Regions from separate parts of the Homo sapiens genome. Here region 1 is linked to region 2. Evidence: chromatin loops called from intact Hi-C (ENCODE). Cell type or tissue: OCI-LY7. All regions are shown on one strand. Links, peaks and the distances in the headings refer to the core of each region. The heading gives the core; the rest is flanking DNA.

Region 1 (8,000 bases), core at 1-8,000, 46 kb after region 2:
GAGCCAAGATCCTGCCACTACACTCCAGCCTGGGCGACAGAGCAAGACTCTGTCTCAAAAAAATAAATAAAAATTTAAAAATTTAAAAAAGTCCAAATAATTGGGGTATGATTTAAAGATAGCTATATGAGACCTTGTTCAGGGGTATCCTAAGTTGGCCTTAGAGATGAATTAAAAAAATAAAAAGGCAACAGAAACTGTCAGCAGTCTTTAACAATTCATCCCATATGTTTCCTGATCTTAGCAGTGAAGCAGATGATGGCAGTGAACATCAAAAGCCCAAGAAATGTCCATGCTAATTTTGCATGGCTCTATGAGGAGCTGTCAAATATGGATCATCAAATATAGTATATAGACTATGCAATGAAGCTTTACTTTGCAATGTGGCTCTTTAAGATTTGATTTTACCCTTCTATTTTGTGTTGTAATTAAATGCAGAAATCAAAGTATAAATTCAGAATAACCCAGAGCTTGGTATCCTTCTGTCTGAATTTATAGCTTTGGAGTTGGCTAGACCTTTCAGTCAAATTAGCTGATGGTGACAAATATGTAATGTGACCTCTGTAGCAGCTCCAGTGAAATGTTAATATCAGGCATAGCACAGCTCCCTTGATACACTATTTTGGCCTTTTCCTCTCTTACAAATGTTTCCCTTATTTCTTTGTTAATTTAGCCATCTCCATGCAGAGGTCGTGCCTGCTTTTAATTTTTCGAAGCCACATGAGAACAGACATTTAAACAACACAGATTTATTCATTTTGGCCTTGTATCCCTAGAGCTACACTAACTTTATGTCTGGGACTAAAGGTGGAAGTAGCTGAGATTAGGGAAATGCAGAATGGTGAGGGAGAAGTGCCGGGAGAGGTGATGGTTTTAGCTCCTGCATTCCCCAGCCAATTGCTGAAATTCAGCTCCCCATTAATTTTCCCTTGATAAGTTGGTCTGGCTAAGTAGTTGAAACTATATTCTTAGCCTTCCTTTTTTTTTTTTTTTTTTTTTTTTTTTTGAGAGGGAGTCTCACTTTGTCGCCAGGCTGGAGTGCAGTGGTGCGATCTCGGCTCACTGCAACCTCCGACTCCCTGGTTCAAGTGATTCTCCTGCTGCAGCCTCCTGAGTACCTGGGATTACAGGCACATGCCACCACACCCAGCTAATTTTTGTATTTTTAGTAGAGACAGGGTTTCACCATGTTGGCCTGGATGGTCTGGATCTCCTGACCTCAGGTGATTCGCCTGAGTCAGCGTCACAAAGTGCTGGGATTACAGGCATGAGCCACTGCGCCTGGCCTAATTACAAAATTTACTTAATTTTTTATTTTGTAGAGATGAGGTCTCACTTTGTTGCCCAGGCTGATCTCAAACTCCTGGGCTCAAGTTATTCTCCCACCTCAAGCTCCGAAAGTACTGGGATCACAGGCGCAAGCCACCTTATGTGGCACTAGCCGGGATTATAGACAAGCGTCAGCTAATTTTTGTTGTTGTTTCTGTCAGTCCTTCCTTGCTTATTAGTTAATATTCTTCTGCAGAGCATTTTCTTATCTTTGTGTATATATATTAATATGGATTTATGGATTCTTATTTTAATACTCTGTTACTGTCATTATTTGTTGTGTTCACATTGTTCCAGATTTGGCCAGGGAGATCCCCTTCAAGCTGGCTTTTGTGTCATTTTGACACATTCCCACATTTTTTAACTGCTTTTTTTGACACACCAAAAAGGTGTTGTAGGCTTAGTTTCTGCTCTTCATTTTTTTTTTCTTTTTTTTCGTGTGTGTGACGGAGTCTCGCTCTGTCGCCCAGGCTGGAGTGCAGTGGCCCGATCTCGGCTCACTGCAAGCTCCGCCTCCCGGGTTCACGCCATTCTGCCTCAGCCTTCCGAGTAGCTGGGACCACAGGCGCCCGCCAACACACCCGGCTAATTTTTTGTATTTTTAGTAGAGACGGGGTTTCACCGTGTTAGCCAGGATGGTCTGGATCTCCTGACCTTGTGATCTGCCTGCCTCGACCTCCCAAAGTGCTGGGATTACAGGCGTGAGCCACCGTGCCCGGCCTAGTTTCTGCTCTTCTTACCCTCTTCTTGGAATCGGCCATTTCTCCAAACTGTTTCTCTCCTAATTCCTTTCAGTGGAGAAAATTATTTAGAAATCAAGATTTGGAGGCCGGGCGCGGTGGCTCACGCCTGTAATCCCAGCACTTTGGGAGGCCGAGGGGGGCGGATCACGAGGTCAGGAGATCGAGACCATCCTGGCTAACACGGCGAAACCCCATCTCTACTAAAAAATACAGAAAATTAGCCGGGCTTGGTGGCGGGCATCTGTAGTCCCAGCTACTCCGGAGGCTGAGGCAGGAGAATGGCGTGAACCCGGGAGGCGGAGCTTGCAGTGAGCTGAGATCGCGCCACTGCGCTCCAGCTTGGGTGACAGAGCGAGACTCTGTCTCAAAAAAAAAAAAAAAAAAAAAAAAAGATTTGGATGCTGTGTGTGCTCATTCCTATTGGAATATTGTTTTTTAGAACTTCTTAATGGACAGAGCTAGGAAATATATACACACACATACATATACACATATCAAAAAATATGTATCTAAATTTCTTTCTTTCTTTCTTTTTTTTTTTTTTTTTTGAGATGGAGTCTCGCCCAGTCGCCCAGGCTGGAATGCAGTGGCGCAATCTCAGCTCACTGCAACCTCTGCCTCCCGGGTTCAAGCGATTCTCCTGCCTCAGCCTCCCGACTAGCTGGGATTACAGGCGCCCGCCATCAGGCCCAGCTAATTTTTGTATTTTTAGTAGAGACGGGGTTTCACCATGTTGACCAGGCTGGTATCGAACTCCTGACCTCGTGATCCGCCCGCCTCGGCCTCCCAAAGTGCTGGGATTGCAGGCGTGAGCCACCGCACCTGGCCATTTTGTGTGTATTTTTAGGAAAAAAATTATTGTATAAAACTAGATAGCAGTGAAATATATTCATTTTGTATGGTTTATTTATTTATCTTTTTTTCTTGGTGCTTCTGTCTTGGCAGAGTCTCAGAATAACTTGAAATCTTTTTAAATTTTTTGTGACAGGGTCTTACTATGTTGCCCCGGCTGGCCTCGAACTCCTGGCCCAAGCGAATCTCCTGCCTCGATCTCGCAAAGTACTGGGATTCAGGCATATGCCACTATGCGTGGCCAAGATGTAATTTATATACAATCAAATTTACTTTTTTTTTTTTTGTCAGTGGGTAGAGAAAAAAACTTGCTCTTTTTCATGGCATAGTTCTATTAGTTTTGTATTATTAGTATGCAGTTGTAATCATCAAACCAGATAGAGATAATTTTCATTCTTCCTGTAAGTTTTCTCACACCCCTTTCTTTTCACCTCGCTCTTGGAAGCTACTAGTTTATACTGGTTTTTGTCACTCACAGTTTTATGGGGGTTTTTGTTTGCTTGTTTCTCTACTTTTTCTTTTCTATAATGTCATATACATGGAATCATACAGTATGTAACCTTTGTGTCTGATGTGTTTCACTTACCATAATGCTTTTGAGATTCATCCACGTTGTGTCATGTATCTATAGGTTGTTCCTTTTTATTGTTGAGTAACATGTTATGTTCACCAGCTGATGGACATTTGAACTGTTTCCCATTTTGATGATTATGAATAAAGCTTTAAATATTCATATACGGTTCTGCATGTGGACATATGTTTTTCTCTCTCTTGGATAAATACCTAGGCATGGGATTGCTGGGTTCTATGATAATTTCATATTTAACTTTTTTTTTTTTTTTTTTTTTTTAAGATGGAGTCTTGCTCTGTCACTTAGGCTGGAATGCAGTGGCATGGCTCACGGCAGCCTCCGCCTCCTGAGTTTAAGCAAATTCTCCTGCCTCAGTCTGCCGAGTAGCTGGGATTACAGGTGTGCACCGCCACGCTTGGCTAATTTTTGTATTTTTAGTAGAGATGGGGTTTCACCATGTTGGCCAGACTGTCTCGAAATCCTGACCTCAGGTGATCCACCCACCTTGGCCTCCAAAAGTGCTGGGATTAAAGGTGTGAGCCACCACGCCCGGCCTATACTTAACTTTTTTGGAAACTGCCAAAATGTTTTCCAAAATGGCTATACCATACCATTTTGCATTTCCACTACTAATGTATGACAGTTTCACTTGCTTGTTGGTATTTTTGTTTTGTTTTGTTTTAGAATTAATTGTTAAGGAAGCACTATATCTGGGTGAAATCAATTTTGGTCATCTCATTTCTACAATGAAAGGAATACTCTCTGTTACTTGTTTTAGAATGTAGGGTCCCTTGCTATTTATATTCTTTTGGGGTTAGTGCAGTTCTTATTTACACATCATTTGCAGAAATAATGGTAACTACCATTTGTGTATCAGAACAATTTTCACATATCTAATTTTTATAGCAATTAAGGTAGGTAGAAGTGTCTTCATCCTCTTAACTTGTATAAGGAGATTGGTTCGGGTAATCAGGTGATTTACTCACTGTCACACGGCTAGAATGTGAGAGTGTGGCTTTTTGGATTTGGAGCTGTGAGGGGACATTCTGTCTCTCTTTTAAGTAGAGGTGTAATAGAGGAAGATATGGGTGTCATCCCAGTCCTTTCTTTTACCTCAAATTCATAAGCAGTGCAGTCTTGAACAATTCATATTTGAATTTTGAGTTAATTTCATCTTTTCACCTGTCTACCTGAAAAGGTGAGAATCAGTTGAGGGACTGTTAAAGGATGTTTTGAACACTGTATGTTACCTCATGATTAATTTTATAGTACTCTCCATTTGTAGTGGTTTCCATAGTTGTTTATGGGAACAAGTTTGCAGAAAAAAAATGGTTGAATAGAAATAGAAGGGGTCGGCCGGGTGCAGTGGCTCACGCCTGTAATCCCAGCACTTAGGGAGGCCGAGGCGGGTGAATCACTGGAGGTCAGGAGTTCGAGACCAGCCTCAACATGGAGAAACCCCCATCTCTGCTGAAAATACAAAATTAGCCAGGCGTGGTGGTGCATGCCTGTAATCCCAGCTGCTCAGGAGGCTGAGGCAGGAGAATTACTTGAACCTGGGAGGCGGAGGTTGCAGTGAGCCGAGATCGCGCCATTGCACTCCAGCCTGGGCAACAAGAGCGAAACTCTTGTTTCAAAAAAAAAAAGAAAGAAATGGAAGGGGTCAGGTGTGGTGGCTTAGGCTTGTAATCCTAACACTTTGGGAGGCTGAGGCACATGGATCACTTGATATCAGGAGTTCAAGACCAGCCTGGCCAGCATGGGGAAACCCTGTCTCTACTATAAGTATGAAAATTAGCCAGACTGGTGGCGCACGCCTGTAATCCTAGCTATTAGGGAGGCTGAGGCAGGAGAATTGCTTGAACCCAGAAGGTGGAAGTTGCAGTGAGCTGAAATCGTGCCACTGCACTCCAACCTAGGGGACAGAGTAAGACTGTCTCAAAAAAAATAAAAATAAAAAAAGAAAAGAAATAGAAGGGGCTGGGTATGGTGGCTCAAGCCTATAATCCCAGCATTTTGAGAGGCCACAGTGGGAAAATTGCTTGAGTCCAGGAGTTTGAGACCACACTGGGCCAACACAGACCCTGTCTCTACAAGATAATAATAATAGTCATAATAATATAAATTAATACAAAAAAGAAGAGAAGCAATTTAATACAAGAGCTGAATAGCAAAATGGCCAGTACTACTACAATACACACAGAGACACAGGTCCCCTCTTTTTTCATATTTACTTTGTTTTATGTAATACATAAATACATTGAAAAAAATTAATACAGATAAAATAAAAATCCACTTCCTACACTAAGTGAAACCATTAACAACTGTATTATGGAGCTGTTAGATGCAGGGATTGCGCTAAGTGCCATAGGGCTGCCAAGGTAGGTAAGATTCGGTCCCGGTCCTCAGTGATTTTCTAGTTTTCCTTCTGTGCCCTAACAGTTTTTGGATAGCTCTTGTAATAAAAACTTTTAAACAGATGTTTTAAGTTTAGATAGTGATTAACCATCTTTTCCTCTTGTAATTGATGCCATCGAGTGAGAGTTCTGTTGGGAAATAGTGAAACAAGGATTCTGGTTCAATCAATGGAGGCAGGGAATTTCGGAGGAAGGAGATGGGATGCCATCCATGCCCCAGAGCCACTGAGCACTTAGCTGCAGCTGTGGAGAGCAACACTTGGCTAGCTATGAGTTTTCTGTAGGTCTCTAAATAGTTCATGCTAATTTTGTGGATGTTGGACTCTGAGGAATGGTGTGTTCAATGGGGAGAATGTCCAAAAAAACTGTAACTGGTAAGTAGCCATTTGGAATACTGAAATCAATTTCTGATTATGTGAATGTCCCTTTTTTGTAAATTATTTTAGCTTACTTGCCAGTTCAGTTTCTTGGTGTTACCCTGTTAGTTAAATTCAATATGTCATTTATTTAAGGGCCTGATATTTGTATTCTATTAGAAGGACAAACAGCTAATTATACTAGAAGGTGGACTATAATGAATTGTCATTACAGTGACTAAAAGTTATTGATTTTCTAGGATATTCTTGATTTCAGATATTTACTTTGACAAACGTTTATTGAATTCCTTGTATCAGATCCTGGGGGATATAAAGAGTTCTGAGGTCCTGGAGGACTATGTAGTCCAGTAAGGGAGATTGATAGCTTCAGTACCAAATGCTAAGCAGTGTTAATGGCAAGTAACATCCTACCAAGGATGGGCATCTGACCTAATGTGTAAGTATGCATGTGTGAGTGTGTTTCAAAAAAGGCTTCTTAGAGAAAATGATATCTGTTTTGAGCCAATCTGTTTTTCCTTACAACATAAAAAAATAATTTTTGGACTGGCTATGTATTTAGCTAATTTAACATTTGAAACGAACAAAGAATACTTATTGAAGTTTCTCTCACCTCTGCACCAGCCAGTCTTTTCCCCTTCCTGGAAGCAGCTAGCATTACCATTTTTTTCTGGACCCTTTCGATACATTCCTGTAGGCCATATAATGTCGGTAGGTAAAGAACTTCCTCATTTTGCATTGTATTTCATTGTATGACTGCACCATACTTTTTCCCCCCTACTGCTGATGGACATTTACCTTTCAATCCTTTGCTGTTGCAAACAATGCTGCATAACCTTGTAGCAATTGTCTTTTCATAGATCTGTAGAGTAAATTCCTAGAAGTAGAACTGCTGGGGTTAAGGGGTTTGCCTGTTTGTGTAATTTTGATAGATGTTGCCAGAATACCCTCTGGAGAGGTATATCAGCTTTTATACTCCTACCAGCAAAGCATGACCCAAGTGAAGAATGGGTAGGAGATGGGTGAAGTTGAGGCTGGGTCAGGTTTATGAGTGTGAGGGGGACTGAAAGTAGTTATGTATTATTGAAGTGTGAAGTGCTGGGTAAAGAATAGCAGGAGATGAGAGTAGGAAGCAGACGGGTCAGGTCCCTTTGCCTTTGTGCTGTTTTTGTTTGTTTGATAGCCTCTTACTCTGGCCCAGGCTAGAGTGCAGTGGCGCAATCTCAGCCCACTGCAACCTCCGCCTCCCGGGTTTAAGTGATTCTCCTGCCTCAGCCTCCCAAGTAGCTGGTATTACAGGTGTGCGCCACCACACCTGGCTAATTTTTGTGTTTTTGGTAGAGATGGAGTTTCACCATGTTGCTCAGGCTGGTGTCAAACTCCTGGGCTCAAGTGATCTGCCTACCCCGGCCTGCCAAAGTGCTGGGAGAACAGGTGTGAGCTACTGCACCCCGCCTGCCTTTGTTTTTATGCTTGTATTTTTTTGTTTGTTTGTTTTTTTAGCTTTTAAGTTGAGGGCTACATGTGCAGATTTGTTACATAGGTAAACTTGTGTCATGGGCGTTTGTTGTACAGATTACTTCCTCACCCAGGTATTAGCCTAGTACCTGTTATTTTTCCTGATCCTCTCCCTCCTCCCACCCTCCACTTTCCCATAGGCTCCAGTGTGTTTTGTTCCCCTCTTATATGTCTATGTGTTCTCATCATTTAGCTC
Region 2 (12,319 bases), core at 1,923-9,922:
GCTCACACCTGTAATCTCAGCACTTTAGGAGGCCAAGGCAGGCAGATCACCTGAGGTCAGGAGTTTGAGACCAGCCTGGCCAACATGATGAAACCCCGTCTCTACCAAAAATAAAAAATTAGCCGGGCGTGGTGGTGAATGCCTGTAATCCCAGCTACTTGGGAGGTTGAGGCAGAAGAATCGCTCGGACCTGGGAGGCGGAGGTTGCAATGAGCAGAGATCATGCCACTATACTCCAGCCAGGTCATCAAGAGCGAAATGCCGTCTCAAAAAATAAAATAAAATAAAATATTTTAGCACGGGATCTTTTGATTCACACAAAGAGTAGAAATACAGGTTGCAATCCCATGTGAGGTTACGAATTCTCAGAGATGCTTTCCCCCTCTGCCCACCATGTTCACGATGGAGAAATTTCTTTGCTGGTGCCCTCTGCAAGATTTTTGCAGTCCGCTCTTTCTTTCTTTTTTTTTTTTTTTTTTGAGATGAAATCTTGCTCTGTTGCCCAGGCTGGAGTGCAATGGCGTGATCTCGGCTCACTGCAACCTCCGCCTCCTGGGTTCAAGTGATTCTCCTGCCTCAGCTTCCTGAGTAGCTGGGATTATAGGCACCCACCACCACGCCTGAGTAATTTTTTACTTTTGGTAGAGGTGGGGTGTCACCATGCTGGCCAGGCTGGTCTCAAACTCCCGACCTCAGGCGATCTGCCTGCCTTGGCCTTCCAAAGTGCTAGGATTACAGGTGTAAGCCACCACACCCGGCCCAGTCCACTCTTTCAATGAGGATGCAGGCTTTCCAGACCCTGGCTTTATGTGGGGGTCACCTAACAGCTTTTTCACCCTGGGTGGGCCCTGGGTTTCTCTCTTGCCCCATAATTCCAAATGTGCATCAAAACTGAAGCTTTGTGGCCGGGCGGAGTGGCTCACACCTATAATCCCAGCACTTTGGGAGGCTGAGGTGGGTGGATCACGAGCTCAGGTGATCAAGACCATCCTGAACTGGGTTTCAACATGGTGAAACCCAGTCTCTACTAAAAATACAAAAATTAGCTCGGTATAGTGGTGCCTGCCTGTAATCCCAGCTACTCGGGAGGCTGAGGCATGAGAATCGCTTGAACCCAACAGGCAGAGGTTGCAGTGAGTCGAGATAACGCTGCTGCACTCCAGCCTGGGTGACAGAACGAGACTCTGTCTCAAAAAAAAAAAAAAAAAAAAGGCCGGGCTCAGTGGCTCACACCTGTAATCCCAGCATTTCAGGAGGCCGAGGCGGGCGGATCATAAGGTCAGGAGATCGAGACCATCCTGGCTAACAAGGTGAAATCCTGTCTCTACTAAAAAATACAAAAAATTAGCCGGGCGTGGTGGCAGGCGCCTGTAGTCCCAGCTACTTGGGAGGCTGAGGCAGGAGAATGGCCTGAAACCAGGAGGCAGAGCTTGCAGTGAGCAGAGATCGTGCCACTGCACTCCAGCCTGGGTGACAGAGTGAGACTCTGTCTCAAAAAAAAAAAAAACTGAAGCTTCTTGGCTGGGCACAGTGGCTCGTGCCTGCAATCCCAACACTTTGGGAGACTGAGGCTGGTGGATCACCTGAGGTCAGGAATTCAAGACCCACCTGGCTGATATGGTGAAACCATGTCTCTACTAAAAATAAAAAATTAGCCAGGCATGGGGGCACGCAGCTGTAATTCCAGCTACTCAAGAGGCTGAGGCAGGAGAATCACCTGAACTTAGGAGGCAGTGGTTGCAGTGAGCCAAGATCGAGCCACCACCACACTCCAGCCTGGGCGGCAGAGCAAGACTCTGTCTCAAAAATAAATAAATAAATAATTTTTAAAAATGATAAAACTGTAAAGAAATTGTTTTTAAGAAAAACAAAAAGTTAGCCAGTCATGGTGCTGTGCACCTTGTAGCCCTAGCTATCCAAGAGGCTGAGGCCAATTGATTGAGCTTGAGAATAAAAGAGTTCGAGGCTGCAGTGAGCTATGATCACACCGCTGCAGTCTAGACTGGGTGACAGAGTGAGACTGTGTCTCTTAAAAAAAAAAAAAATTAGGGCTGGGCACGGTGGCTCAAGCCTGTAATCCCAGCACTTTGGGAGGCCGAGGCAGGCGGATCACGAGGTCAGGAGATCAAGACCAGCCTGGCTAACATGGCAAAACCCCATCTCTACTAAAAATACAAAAAATTAGCCGGGCGTGGTGGCAGGTACCTGTAGTCCCAGCTACTCGGGAGGCTGAGGCAGGAGAATGGCATGAACCCGGGAGGCGGAGCTTGCAGTGAGTCAAGATCGCACCACTGTACTACAGCCTGGGCGACAGAGCGAGACTCCATCTCAAAAAAAAAAAAAAATTAGGCCGGGCACGGTGACTCACACCTGTAATCCCAGCACTTTGGGAGGCTGAGGCAGGCAGATCACTGAGATCAGGAGTTCGAGACCAGCCTGGCCAACATGCTGAAACCTCATCTCTACTAAAAATACAAAAAGTTAGCTGGGCGCGGTAGCATGCCTGTAGTCCCAGCTACTCAGGAGGCTGAGGTAGCAGAATCACTTGAACCCAGGAGGCAGAAGTTGCAGTGAGCCAAGATTGCACCACTGCACTCCAGCCTGGCGACAGAGCAAGACTCTGTCTCAAAAAAAAAAATGAAGTTGTTCACAGGGCAGGTGGTGGTGACCTGAACTAGAAAGGTGACTGCAGTGGGGATGGAAAGGGCTAAATATAATTAAGAGGTATTAAGGAGGTAAGATTGCTAAGCCTTGCTGATGGCTTGCGTGAAGGAGATTAAGGAGAGTCAATGACATATGGAAGATATTTAAAGTGTGTGACAGTCTTAAGATAACCTATAGGAAGAGAGCATAGAGAAAGAAGAAAAATGGGCCATGTGCTGAGCCCTGGAGTAGATACAAAGCTGAAGAGGAGAGAGCAAGCATAGACAAACCAGCTCTGGAAGCAGCACACTCGCTGTAGTGAGGGGTGTATAGGATGGTGATTAACAAGTTTTCCACTTAAACCAGACATGAATCCTGGGCCTGCAATTCTGGCCCCACAGCAAGAAAATCAACCTTGTTGGGTGATGGTGATGCTTCAAACTGGGCTCTGATGATGCTCAATTAGGGAGGAGTAAGACACTTCCAGAGATTAGAAGCACAGGGGCCCGTACGCCATGGCTCACGCCTGTAATCCCAGCACTTTGGGAGGCCAAAGCGGGTGGATCACCTGAGGTTAGGAGTTCGAGACCAGCCTGACCAAAATGGTGAAACCCTGTCTTTACTAAAAATACAAAAATTAGCTGGGCATGGTTGCGGGCAGCTGTAATCCCAGCTACTCAGGAGGCTGAGGCAGGAGAATCTCTTGAACCCAGGAGGTGGAGGTTGCAGTGAGCCCAGATCTTCCCATTGCACTCCACTCCAGCCTGGGCAACAGAGAGACTCCTTCTCAAATAAAAAAAAAGAAGAAGAAGAAGAGGAAACACAGGGGATAGAAACCAGGGCAAAGGGTTTGGCTTTTTCTTTTTTTTTCACCCTCGAGACAGAGTCTTGCTCTGTCACCCAGGCTGTAGCGCAGTGGCCCGATCTTGGCTCACCGTAACCTCTGCCTCCTGGGTTCAAGCGATTCTCCTGCTTCAGCCTCCCGAGTAGCTGGGATTACAGGTGCGTCCCAGCACGCCGGCTAATTTTTGTATTTTTAGTTAAGACAGGGTTTCACCATGTTGGCCAGGCTGGTCTCAAACTCCTGACCTCATGATCCGCCCACCTTGGCCTCCCAAACTGTTGGGATTATAGGCATGAGCCACCCGGCCGGTTTTTTTTTTTTTTTTTTTTTTTTTTTTTGAGACAGGGTCTCACTCTGTTTCTTTTTTGTTTATTTCTTTGTTTTTGGAGAAGGGGGTCTCAATCCATCACCCAGGCTGGAGTGCAGTCGTGCAATCATGGCTCACTGCAACCTCCACCTCCCAGACTCAAGTGATCCTCCCACCTCAGCCTCCTGACTAGCTGTGATTACCAGTGTGCACCAATTTTTTTTTTCCCGTAGAGACAGGGTTTCACCATGTTGCCCAGGCTAGTTTGGAACTCCTGAGTTCATTTGATCCACCTACCTCAGCCTCCCAAAGTGCTGGGATTACAGGGGTGAGCCACCACACCCTGCAGGGTTTGGCTTTTTGGCTGGAGATGGTGAAAGGCCAGGCTTTTTCTTTTTTTTTCACCCTCGAGACAGAGTCTTGCTCTGTCACCCAGGCTGTAGCGCAGTGGCCCGATCTTGGCTCACCGTAACCTCTGCCTCCTGGGTTCAAGCGATTCTCCTGCTTCAGCCTCCCGAGTAGCTGGGATTACAGGTGCGTCCCAGCACGCCGGCTAATTTTTGTATTTTTAGTTAAGACAGGGTTTCACCATGTTGGCCAGGCTGGTCTCAAACTCCTGACCTCATGATCCGCCCACCTTGGCCTCCCAAACTGTTGGGATTATAGGCATGAGCCACCCGGCCGGTTTTTTTTTTTTTTTTTTTTTTTTTTTTTGAGACAGGGTCTCACTCTGTTTCTTTTTTGTTTATTTCTTTGTTTTTGGAGAAGGGGGTCTCAATCCATCACCCAGGCTGGAGTGCAGTCGTGCAATCATGGCTCACTGCAACCTCCACCTCCCAGACTCAAGTGATCCTCCCACCTCAGCCTCCTGACTAGCTGTGATTACCAGTGTGCACCAATTTTTTTTTTCCCGTAGAGACAGGGTTTCACCATGTTGCCCAGGCTAGTTTGGAACTCCTGAGTTCATTTGATCCACCTACCTCAGCCTCCCAAAGTGCTGGGATTACAGGGGTGAGCCACCACACCCTGCAGGGTTTGGCTTTTTGGCTGGAGATGGTGAAAGGCCAGGAAGATGTTATCCTTGGCAGAGAAAGATTCAGAGTCATGGTCTAGGAACTTTTAGTCCCAATCCAGAATTTCATGAGGGAGGAACCAGAGGCCCAAGAGGAGGTATCCCCAGCCATGTCCTTCCCACCCTTGTATTGGTCACTCACAAAAGACACTTGCTGCGCTGAAGACAGGCTGAAGATTTCGCATCCAGGCGCCACCTCTGACAGATGCCAGGAGGGGGCAGCAGAGAGCCAGGGTCGCAAGGTCCTAGCAGGTGCCATGAGCCCTGCAAGTGGGAAGGTGGGAATAGGATGGGAAGCTGGGCTCCTTGAGGTTGTCACTTTTTGTTTGTCAGTTTGGTTTTGGTTTCTGAGGCAGAGTCTCACTCTGTCACCCAGGCTGAAGCATAGTAGCACAGCCACAGCTCACATGCAGCTTCGAACTCCTGGGTTCAAGTGATCCTCCCATCTCAGCCTCCCAGGTAGCCCACCACCAGGCCTGGCTATTTTTCTTTTTTTTTTTTTTTTTTAAGACGGAGTCTCACTCTTTCACCCAGGCTGGAGTGCAGTGGTGCTATCTTGGCTCACTGCAACCTCCGCCTTCCGGGTTCAAACGATTCTCCTGCCTCAGCCTCCCGAGCAACTGGGATTACAGGTGCCTGCCACTAGGCCCAGCTAATTTTTGTATTTTTAGTAGAGACAGGGTTTCACCATGTTGGTCAGGCTGGTCTCCAACTCCTGACCTTAGGATCCGCCCACCTTGGCCTCCCAAAGTGCTGGAATTACAGGCTTGAGCCACCGCACCCAGCCCAGGCCTGGCTATTTTTCTTTAATTTTCCGTAGAGATGGAGTCTCGCTGTGTTGCCCAGGCTGAGATTGTCACTTTCAAAGCATGTTTTTCCCTTCTCCATGTGAGGATTACACAACCATTTCACACATAATACCGATAATAATAATTATTATCACCATTATTATATCAGTCACCATTTAATGGGCCCCTCCCATCTCTGCATCCCAACCCTCCAGAGTCACAGACTGAACCAATGGAAAGAGAACCAGTGTGAGGGTGGGCACAGTGGCTCATGCCTGTAATCCCAGCACTTTGGGAGGTCAAGAAGGGTGGATCATTTGAGGTCAGGAGTTCGAGACCAACCTGGCCAACATGATGAAAACATGTCTTGGCTGGGCGCAGTGGCTCAGGCCTATAGTCCCAGCACACTGGGAGCCTGAGGCAGGTGGATCACAAGGTCAAGAAATCGAGACCATCCTGGCCAACATGGTGAAACCCTGTCTCTGCTAAAAATACAAAAATTAGGCCAGTCGCGGTGGCTCACGCCTGTAATCCCAGAACTTTGGGAGGCCGAGGTGGGCGGATCAGGAGGTCAGGAGATCAAGACCATCCTGGCTAACATGGTGAAACCCCATCTCTACTTAAAAAAAATACAAAAAATTAGCCGGGCGTGGTGGCGGGCACCTGCAGTCCCAGCTACTCGGGAGGCTGAGGCAGGAGAATGGCTTGAACCCAGGAGGCGGAGCTTGCAGTGAGCCGAGATCGCGCCACTGCACTCCAGCCTGGGCGACAGAGTGAGACTCCGTCTCAAAAAAAAAAAAACAAAAATTAGCTGGGCATGGTGGCATGTGACTGTAGTCCCAGCTACTCAGGAGGCTGAGGCAGGAGAATCGCTAGAACCCGGGAGGCGGAGGTTGCAGTAAGCAGAGATCGCGCCACTGCACTCCAGCCTGGCGACAGAGCGAGACTCGTCTCTTTTTTTTTGAGACTGAATTTCGCTGTTTTTGCCGAGGCAGGAGTATGATGGCTCGATCTCGGGTCACTGCAACCTCCGCCTCCCAGGTTCAAGCAATTCTCCTGCCTCAGCCTCCTGAGTAGCTAGGATTACAGGTGCATGCCACCATGCCCGGCTCATTTTTTGTATTTTTAGTAGAAATGGGGTTTCATCATGTTGGCCAGGCTGGTCTCGAACTCCTGACCTCAGGTGATCCACCTGCCTTGGCCTCCCAAAGTGCTGGGATTACAGGCATGAGCCACTGTGCCTGGCTGAGACTTTGTAAAAAAAAAAAAAAAAAAAAAACACACGGTGTGGGGGTCAGACCAAGGGTATCAAACCCTGATTTTCCCACGGCCTCATCATGTGACCTCAAACAGGTAACAGGTCACTTCCTCGCTGTCTCACTTTTCTCATCTGTAAAATGAGGATAATAAAACAAAAGACTGGAGGGTTCTGAAAGCACTAAATTGGCCTTGTGTAAGCAAAGTACCTGGCACATGAGAGACTCCATGAACTTCAGTTCCTTCCCCTGGCTTTATTTTAGTTATTTGTTTGTTTGTTTGCTTTTCTACTCCACAATAGAGGTAATGGACTGTTTTTATTTAAACAAATGTTAAAATGTCATTTAACAGATATTCACTGTCACTGTGTCCCTGGTCCTGTCCTTGGTACTGGTAACATAGAGTGGCATCCCAGGTGAGCAGGAAGCAGGGAGGCACCCCCTGTGCAAGGGCGATCCCCACCGAGACTAGGGTCTGCCTATCTGGATTAAGAGCCACGATTCCAAATTCCTGCTGCCTTGCCACTCACTATGTGATAGATAATAATGTTTTGTGATCCTAAACATGTCAAAATGGAGTCACTTATGACAAGTGACTCAGCCTACAGTTAAACTGCTGACCTCTCAAAGTGTACGGTGGACAGAGGGGATAACACCTGCTGTGGTCAGGCACCCCCAAGACCTAACAAGAAAGAGAAGCCACAGGGCAGCTGAGATAATGGCTATGGAGACTCTTGCAGAGGGCCATGAACACCGCAATAAACTGACCATCACGGGGCGTCATGGCTCATACCTGTAACCCCAACATTTTGGAAGGATGAAGTAAGGAGATTGCTTGAACCCAGCAGTTCAAGATAAGCCTGGCAACATAGGGAGACCTCATCTCTACAAAAACTTTAAAAAGTTGGCCAGGCACGGTGGCTCACGCCTGTAATACCAGCACTTTGGGAGGCCAAGGCAGGCGGTCACTTGAGGTCAGGAGTTCGAGACCATCCTGGCCAACATGGTGAAACCCCATCTCTGCTAAAAATACCAAAAAAAATTAGCCGGGCATGGTGGCACATGCCTGTAGTCCCAGCTACTCGGGAGGGTGAGGCAGGAAAATCGCTTGAACCCAGGAAGCAGAGGTTGCAGTGAGCCAAGATCGTGCCACTGCACTCCAGCCTGGGTGATAGAGCAAGACTCAGTCTCTGAAAAAAAAAAAAAAAAAAAGCTAGGCGGTGTACGCCGGTAGTCCCAGCTACCCCTGAGGCTGAGGTGGGAGGATCACGTGAGCTAGGGAGGATGAGGCTGCAGTAAGCCGTGATGATGCCTCTGCACTCCAGCCTGGGTAACACAGCGAGACCCTGTCTCAAAAAAGAAAGAAAAGAAAAAGAAACTGGCCATGGCAGAGATGCCTGTGGGAGCTCTACCAGTGAGAACTCTGAGGCCTCTTTTCCATCAGGCAACCCTCCGAAGCTCTGCTGGGAGAAGAGCCTCGGCCCCCCCACCCCTTCAGCCCCCCAACCCTTGTTGGCATTCTGAGGGAAAACAGTCAGCACAGTCATCCCAGAGCTACTGGAGCTACTCCCTGTGGCTTGTTCCTCCTCTCTCATTACTGCCTATGTGTTGGTGTGAAAGCCTCTCAATAAACCATGAATTTGTAAACATTTAATTGGCCATTGAGTCATCACAAAACTTCCCTCCCACCCCCACCTCCCAATCAGAGTTAGCATAACTAGGCTGATTCGCACCTGACACAAACACAAAGCCTATGTGATTGCTGGGCGTGGTGGCTCACATTTGTGAGTGAGGAACCATCTCTACAAAAGATCAGAAATTAGCCAAGCGTGGTGGCGTGCACCTGTAGTCCCAGATATTCAGGGGGCCAAGGTGAGAGGATCGCTTGAGCCCAGGAGATCAAGGGTGCAGTGAGCCTTGATGCAGCCCCTGCACTACTCCAGCCTAGGTAACAGAGTGAGACCCTGTGTCCAAAAAAAAAAAAGACTATGTGATCTTGGGCAGGCAACTCTCTCTCTCTGAGCCTCAATTAGATCATTTGGAAGATGGAATCATTATAGTACCTAGAGGATCAGTGTGACACTTAAATGTGACAGTAGGCCAGGCCCAGTGGCTCACACCTGTAATCCCAGCACTTTGGGAGGCCTAGGTGGGCAGATCACCTGAGGTCAGGAGTTCAAGACAGCCTGGCCAACATGGCGAAACCCTGTCTCTATTAAAAATACAAAATTAGGGCCGGGCACGGTGGCTCACACCTGTAATCCCAGCACTTTGGGAGGCCAGGACGGGCAGATCACGAGGTCAGGAGATCGAGATCATCCTGGCTAACATGGTGAAACCCCATCTCTACTTAAAAAAAATACAAAAAATTAGCCAGGCGTGGTGGCGGACACCTGCAGTCCCAGCTACTCGGGAGGCTGAGGCAGGAGAATGGCGTGAACCTAGGAGGCGGAGCTTGCCGTGAGCCAAGATCGTGCCACTGCACTCCAGCCTGGGTGACCGAGCGAGACTCCGTCTCCAAAAAAAAAAAAAAAACAAAATTAGGCAGGGCGAGGTGGCTCACGTCTATAATCCCAGCACTTTGGGAGGCCAAGGCAGACGGATCACGAGGTCAGGAGTTCGAGACCAGCCTCGCCAACATGGTGAAACCCCCTCTCTACTAAAAATACAAAAACTAGCTGGACATGGTGGCAGGTGCCTGTAATCCCAGCTACTCAGAAGGCTAAGGCAGGAAAATTGCTTGAAGCTGGCAGGCGGAGGTTACAGTGAGCCGAGATCATGCCATTGCACTCCAGCCTGGGTGACAGAGTGAGACTCCATCTCAAAAAATAATAATAATAAATAAATAAATGTGACAGTGCACTAGCAAATGCTTTGCATCATGCCTAGCACATAGTAAGTGTAGTAAGTGCTCAGTAAATTCAAAAACAAAACAGTGTTAGCTTCCCTGGAAGTTACTTCTCCCCTGGCAGCCCTTACTGCTTACTCAGGTCACCAATAACCCTCTTCAGATTACCAAAGCAGCCTGGCATTAGAGAGGAGGCAAAAACCCAGCATCTGAAGGCTGAAATTGCATCCCAGCTCCACCAACTACCAGCTGTGTGGCCTTGGGCAGTCAGCCTCTCTGTACTTTAGTTTCCTATGTGAAAAATTGGGATCAGAATAGTAGCTGCCTCTTAGGCTTGTTGTGAGGATTAAATAAGAGCACAGAACGGGCACAATACATGTTCAAGTCATTATTACTGTTATTATTATTACTACAACTACTACTGCTGTACTTTCTTCCACACCCACCCTGGTACCAATTCCTACAGATTCAACCTCCTAAAAGCCTCTCAAAGCAGTCTCTGGCCTCCATTTCCCAGGCCTGGCCCTTCCTATCATTTCATGCCTCTATTAGGGGCTCCTTAAAACAGATTGTCAGGTTTGGTGTGGTGGCCTGAGCCTGTAATCCCAGCTGCTCAGGAGGCTGAGACAGGAGAATGGCTTGAACCTGGGAGGTGGAGGTTGAAGTGAGCCGAGATCACGCCACTGCACTCCAGCCTGGGCAACGCAGCGAGGCTCCATCTCAAAAGCAACGACAACAGGTCACCAGTCCCCACCCCAGAGTTACTGATTCAGTGGCTCTGCAGCAGCCTGAGAATGTGTATTTTTAGCAAGTTCCCAGGCGATGACCATGCTGTCAGTCCAAGAGTCACACTTTGACAACCTCTGCTTCTGAGCTCTGCCCAATTTCTCTCATGAGCTCTGCCCAATTTCTCTTTACTCATCTAACCCTTCTCCAGGCTGGTGGCCTCAGGGCTGGGGGGATTCTGTGGGTGGAGATCAGTCAAGGATAGTCAGAGGCTGGGATTGTGAAAAGGGGTTGGCCTCTGGCTCCAGGTTTTGTTCTTCACCCTGGAATCTGCTGCTTTGTACCAGCCAAAGTCAGGGTGCTCCTAGGGCCTGAAAATCCTACACCCTGGTTACACACACACACACACGCAAACACACACACTCCTCCCCTATTATTTACTCCAAAAGTCCCATGCACATGCATGACCCTGGGGTGGTCCCCTCCAAGCCCCCCTACCCTGCCCCACGCAGGCCAGAGCTCACCCACCCTCAGGATTCATCGCTGACGGCCCTGCATCCCTTTCCTCACAGATGTTTCACTTACCCTATTCTCTGCTCTGAAATTCCCTCAAAAGCATTCACTAGTAATTTTTCTAAATCACAGTAATTACCTCATTACTTTGATATTAATAGACTTCGCTTGGCAGCAAGGAGCCAGTTGAAAGGTGCCCAGGCTCTGTGTGTGGGGAGGGATTCCTGGAGGCAGCCCCACGTGAGTGCTGGCCGGGCTGCAGCCCTGTGTCTCACCCTGGCCTGCTTGCCTCCCCAGCCTGCCTGGGCTCTCATGTGCTCTTCCCCAAGTCAGGGAAAATCTTTGAACCACCCACTTCTGAGAAATGGTGAAAGAGAGAAGGAAGGAAGAAACGAAAGACACAGGAAAGGGGCCAGGAGCAGTGGCTCACCCCTATAATCCCAGCACTTTGGCAGGCGAAGGTGGGAGGATTGCTTGAGCTCAGGACTTCGAGACCAACCTGGGTAACACAGTGAAACCCTGTCTCTACAAAAAAATCAAAAATTAGCTGGGCCTGGTGGTGCACACCTGTAGTCTTAGCTACTCAGGAGGCTGAGGTGGGAGGATCTCTTGACCCCAGGAGGCAGAGGTTGCAGTGAGCCGAGATTGCATCACTACACTCCACATTGGGTGACAGTAAGAGACCCTGTCTCTTTTTTTTTTTTTTTTTTGAGAGAGAGTCTCACTCTGTCACCCAGGCTAAAGTGCAGTGGCACCATCTCAGCTCACTGTAAATTCCACCTCCCAGATTCAAGTGATTCTTGAGCCTCAGCCTCCTGAGTAGCTGGGATTACAGGTGCATGCCACTACACCTGGCTAATTATTGTATTTTGAGTAGAGGCACAGTTTCACCATGTTGGCCAGGCTGGTCTTAAACTTCTGACCTCGGGTGATCCACCCACCTCGGCCTCCTAAAATGCTTGGATTACAGGCGTGAGCCACCGCACCCAGCCCAAGAGACCCTGTCTCAAAAAAAAAAAAAAAGGCTGGGCATGGTTGCTCATACCCGCATACCTGTAATCCCTGCACTTTGGGAGACTGAGGCAGGCAGATCACTTGTGGTCAGGAGTTCAAAACCAGGCTGACCAACATGGCAAAACCCTGTCTCTACCAAAAATACAAAAGTTATCTGGGCATGGTGGCAGGCGTCTGTAATCCCAGTACATGAGAGGCTGAGGCAGGAGAATCACTTGAACCCAGGAGGCGGAGGTTGCAGTGAGCCAAGATCGTGCCACTGCACTCCAGCCTGGGCAACACAGAGACTTCATCTTGAAAGGAAGAAG

The links. Hi-C counts contacts between places; a loop is a spot of excess contacts. Peaks named below come from ENCODE experiments on the same cell type or tissue, not always from the same donor. Only the 100,000 strongest peaks of a DNase experiment are listed, where the experiment ranks them.
Region 1: a loop joins it to region 2, with 2.4 times the contacts of the local background. A loop is called at or near these places in 11 of 110 quality-filtered maps.

Annotation. Positions count from the first base shown.
Region 1 is chr20:33,500,653-33,508,652 of GRCh38, forward strand. All of the region lies in intron 1 of CBFA2T2 (CBFA2/RUNX1 partner transcriptional co-repressor 2), which reads left to right. Among named protein-coding and RNA genes, the nearest start is that of CBFA2T2, 15 kb to the left of the region's middle. In OCI-LY7, for the core only: no CTCF peak of the experiment used is centred there; a DNase peak (open chromatin) is centred at 3,849; H3K4me3 peaks cover 1,530 bases; H3K27ac peaks cover 3,208 bases.
Region 2 is chr20:33,452,285-33,464,603 of GRCh38, forward strand. No RefSeq gene overlaps it. Among named protein-coding and RNA genes, the nearest start is that of SNTA1, 15 kb to the left of the region's middle. RefSeq lists an enhancer at 4,918-5,007. In OCI-LY7, for the core only: a CTCF peak has its summit at 5,081 (motif pointing right); DNase peaks (open chromatin) are centred at 5,087 and 8,697; H3K27ac peaks cover 1,187 bases.